Regions from separate parts of the Homo sapiens genome. Here region 1 is linked to region 2. A link is an interaction called in ENCODE POLR2A ChIA-PET data of the cell type or tissue named here. Cell type or tissue: PC-9. All regions are shown on one strand.

Region 1 (2,500 bases), 180 kb before region 2:
ATCATAGAATAAGAAACTGTTCCTTGTTATTATTAATTTTGTCGTTGTTGTTATTTACTAAGAAGACAAGGTCTCACTTTGTTGCATGGGCTGGTCTCAAACTCCTGGACTCAGGCAATCCTTCTGCCTTGGCCTTCCAAAGTGCTGGGATTATAGGCATGAGCCACCACACCCAACCAAGAAACTGTTCTTAAAATTTTAATTGTAATGGCTGAAATTAGAAATGTAATGGAAGAATTGGCAGATAAAGGAGATCTCTTAGAACATAGAGGAAAAAGCAAAAGAGATGGGAAATATGATAGAAAATATAAGAGACAATCAATACAGAAAGTCAAACATTCAGAAAGAGAATAAAAGAGCACAGAAGGTCATAATTTATCTCAAGTAATAAAGACATAATAGTTTTCAGATTGAAAGAGCCCAGCAAGTATTGCACATAATGAGTGAAAAAGACCCATACCTTGACATATCATTGTGAAATTTCAGAACACCAAAAATAAAATTTTTTAAAAGCTCCCCCCCAAAATTTTTTAAACTACTTGCATTGGTGCAAAATCAAATTAATAGTGGACTTCTCATCGGTAACATTAAATGCCAGAAGAAAATGGAGCAATGTCTTAAGACTTGTGAGAGAAAATTGTTTTTAAGCTAGCACTGTATAATACATCCAAACTATCAATCAAGTATGAGAACAAAATAAGGAATTTTCAGACAGACAAAGGCTAAGAAAGCATCTATCTCACATACTTTTTAAGAGAGAGAATCTTGAGGATATCATCAAGCAAAATGAAGGTGAAAACCAAGGAAGAGGAAGCGGTTGGATTCTTGATGTATTATCTATATTGCAATTAATGGCAGCTTAAAGAAATAAGGTTTTATTTTTCCCACATCACAGAATGTCTGGTCACAGGCATTTTATGACTGGCTTAGCAGCTCAGGGATGTCCTAAGTTTTCCTGACATCTTCTTTTTCCATTTCTGCCATCCCTAGCATTTGGTCTTCACCCTCCCTATCACAAGATGGCTGCAGTAATTCCAAGCATCAAATCTCCATTCTCAGTGAGAAGGAAGGAGGAAGTATGAAGACCAAATTTATTCCCATTAAAAAGGTTTTCCTGAGGCCCTACTCAGAAATTTGTATCTGTATCTCATTCGCTAGAATTAGATGGGTCTTAGAGTCATCTCTAGCTGAAAAAAGGAATCTGAAGGGCAAAGCCTCTTTCTCTCCCTCCCTTCCTTCTTTCCTTCTTGCCTTCCTTCTTGCCTTCTTGCCTTCTTTCTTTCTTTTCTTTTGTATAATGCCTCTCTGTGGGAAAAAATGAGGTTCTCCTAGTAATAAAGAAGAGGAGAAAAAGTATTGTGCAAGAAACTAACAGAATTTTTTACATACAAAATATTTGGTTCTAAGAGACAGGAAACTGGCTTAAGCAATAAGGAAACAGAAAGTCCAGATGCAGGGCTTCCAGAATTAGTTGAGTCATTAGCTCCATGATATCATCTGAAGCTCAGGTTGTTTCCATATCTCTGTTCTGCCACCTTAGTGTTGGCTTCAGCTTCAAGCTGACAGCAAGATGGCTGCCACAATTCCAGGTGTCATATCTAATTAGATATGACAATGTCCAGACAAAGAAAAAGGACTGTGTTTTCTGTTTTTTCCCGTCTTAGGGACGAAAATCTTTCCCAGAAGTCCCCTTGCTAATTTATTCTTGTGTCTCATTAGCCAGAATTGAGTCACAATTCTGAACCAATCGCTAGCAAAATGAATGGGATTATTATTGTTAATCTAGACTAATCCTCTGAGTGGGATGTGAGTTGGGGAATCTACCAGTGTTCATTACAATACTTCCTGTAGTGCTCATCTGGGGAAAAGAGTTTCACTAAGACCATACTGTAACAGATCTAGAAGCCAATCATTTCATATCAGAAAAACAGATCAGTTGGCCAGGTGCAGTGGCTCATGCCAGTAATCCCAGCACTTTGGGAGGCCAAGGCAGGTAGATCACCAGAGGTCAGGAGTTTGAGACCAGCCTGACCAACATGGTGAAACAAAAATTAGCCGAGTGTGGTGGCAGGCATGTTTGTAGTCCCAGCTACTGTGGAGGCTGAGGCACGAGAATCACATGAACCTGGGAGGCAGAGGTTGCAGTGAGCCGAGATTGTGCCACTGAACTCCAGCCTGGGAGAAAGAACAAGACTTCATCTCAAAAAAAAGGAAAAAGAAAAAGAAAAAGAAAAACAGATCAGTAGAATCCAACAAGAATGTCTTCAGGAAGAAGAGTAGAATTGATTCTCAGCAAAAATGGTAGATAAGAAGCTGGAAGAGCTTAGTGGCTTAGTCTTACATTAGTTTTCTCGACAAGAGGAAGGTAATTAGAAATTTTAGGAAAGAATGTGTACAACAAAGTCATGGTCCAAATATGAAGCAAAATAGAATCCATTGGACCTCGACTCATTCAAGTATTACGGGTTTGTATTATTGACCTCATAAAGAAGGAATTGTA
Region 2 (2,500 bases):
TTAAAATAATCTCCCATCCTGACTTCTAACACTATACTTTAGTTTTAATTATATGAGTGGAATCATAAAGAATTATTTGACATTTGGCTCCATCAATGTTGTTGCATGTGTATTCATTTTCATGATTCTTGAATACCTTCTATGATGATACCACCCTTTTTTTGTTTGTTTGTTTGTTTGCTGATGGGTATTTTTTCCAGTTTAGGTTCACTACAAATAATACTGTTATGAACATTCTTACATATGTCTCTTGTTGGATAGAAACACTCACTATAAAGATTTCTATTTTTCCCAAATTATTTTTTTTTCAAATCATAGCCAACAACTTCCAGGAGAGCCCCAGTTTAGACTACTCTCTTGCCCTCCAAATTGCTACATTTAATCACCCAATCAACATCTCCATGTAAAGGTTTAATAGTTATCTCAAAATTAACAGCCCCTAACTTGAACTCCTAACCTTCTCATTCACTATTTACAAAGTACCTACCCTGTGCTAGGCTGTTGTAGACATTTGACATCACAACATTTTCACCTCAGAAAATAATTTTCTTCTTTTTCAGGTTTCTATATGCAACACTTAAGAAATTAATTCTTTCCTTCCATTTCTTTGGCTAAACCATGGAATCATTCTTGACTCCTTTTCTCACACCCATATCCAATCCATCAGCAAATCCTTCATGTCTATCTTCAAAATATCCATAATTCAACCACTTCTTATAGGTCTTGTCTAAATTATCATTCTCTCTAGTTGGATTATTATAATAATCTCCTAACTGGCTTTTCAATTTCTGTTCTTGCTTCCCTTCTCCAACACAGAGTTTATTCTCAATACAGTAGCCAGAGTGATCCTTTAAAAATATAAGTCAGATCATGTCATTTCCAGCTTACAGCCCTGCAATAGCTCCCTATCTCATTCAGAAGCTCCTGCAACGCACTCCACGGTCTAGGCCCTCCACTGCCTCTCTGCTCTTGTCCTGTAGCACCCACCTACTGTGCACTCTCATCAGCCACACTAGCCTCCTTCCTGCTCCCTGAACCCACTAGGCACACTGATTATTATAAACCTCAGGGCTTCTACAATTGCTGTTCTATCTGAAATTCTCTTCTTCTAGATACCACGACTCACTCCATCTTCAAACCTTAGCTTAAATATCATGTTTTCAGGTAAAACTTTTCCTAACCATCCATCTGAAAACTCCCCCATGTTATCTAAACCACACTACTCCTATTCCCTTCTCCAGCTTTATTTTTATCCATAGCTCTTACCACTTTGTTATATTTACTTGTTACTAGTCTTCCCTGAGCAGAAATTAAGCTCCATGAAGATAGAGATTTTTTTTTCCCCGTTTTGGACACTGTTATATTCAAATGCCTAGGATAGTACCTGGCACACAATAGACACCCAATATTTTGTTGGATGGTTAAGTAAATAAGAACTTTTAAATGAAGGCACCATATTAAGATGCAAAATTTTCAAAGGAAATAAAGATGTCTTCAGAAAGAATTCATCACCAGCAGATCTGCACTGAAAGAAATGTGAAAGGAAGTCCTTCAGGAAGAAAGAAAATGTTATCAGATAAAAACTAAGATCTCCACAAAAGAATGAAGAGTGCAGGAAATAATAATTACATGGGCAAATGCATAAAAATTTTACCTAAATATCTTTAAAAGATAACTGATAAATGGGATTATATTGATAAACAATATTCAATTTATCCAAACGAAAGGCAAGATCAAAATTAAAAGGGAACAAAGAACAGATGGGAAAATTATAAAACAAATAGCAAGATAACAGACTGAAACCCAACCCTATCAATAATCATATTAAATATAATAGTACATTTAAATGTAAACACCTCAATTAAAGGCAGAGGTTGTCAGATTGGATAAAAAAGACAAAACAAGCTATATGCTGCCTACAAGAAATGCACTTTAAATATAAAAACAAACAGGTTAAAAACAAAAGGATAGAAAAAATATATACCAAGCTAATGCTAGTCAAAAGCTAGAGTAAGGCCAGGCACAGTGGCTCACTCCTACAATCTCAGCACAGGCTTGCCCTGGCTAACACAGTGAAACCCCATCTCTACTAAAAATACAAAAAATTAGCCGGGCATGGTGGCGGGCACCTGTAGTCCCAGCTACTCGGGAGGCTGAGGCAGGAGAATGGCGTGAACCCAGGAGGTGGAGCTTGCAGTGAGCCAAGATCGCGCCACTGCACTCCAGCCTGGGCAAAGGAGGGAGACGGAGTCTTAAAAAAAAAAAAAAAAAAAAAAGAGTCTAAGGCTTGCCTAAGGCCAGGAATTTGAGATCAGCCTGGGCAACATGGCAAGACTTGATCTCTACAGAAAATGTAAAAATTAGCCAGGCACGGTGGTACACGCCTGTAGTCCCAGCTGCTTGGGAGGCTGAAGCAGAAGGATCACTTGAGCTCAGGAGTTCGAGGCTGCTGTAAGCTATGATTGCACCACTGCACTCTGCACACTGCACCCAGAGGCCT

Evidence for each region. ChIA-PET counts read pairs that join two places held together with the same protein. Peaks named below come from ENCODE experiments on the same cell type or tissue, not always from the same donor. Only the 100,000 strongest peaks of a DNase experiment are listed, where the experiment ranks them.
Region 1: POLR2A ChIA-PET joins it to region 2 with 5 read pairs; 2 of 35 experiments call an interaction of 5 or more read pairs at or near these places.

What each region holds. Positions count from the first base shown.
Region 1 is chr15:73,649,940-73,652,439 of GRCh38, reverse strand. All of the region lies in intron 2 of LOC105370891 (a long non-coding RNA gene), which reads right to left. Among named protein-coding and RNA genes, the nearest start is that of NPTN, 18 kb to the right of the region's middle. In PC-9, no CTCF peak of the experiment used is centred here; a DNase peak (open chromatin) is centred at 1,399.
Region 2 is chr15:73,469,457-73,471,956 of GRCh38, reverse strand. The region is part of intron 1 of REC114 (REC114 meiotic recombination protein); the gene reads right to left. Among named protein-coding and RNA genes, the nearest start is that of REC114, 28 kb to the right of the region's middle. In PC-9, no CTCF peak of the experiment used is centred here; no DNase peak of the experiment used is centred here.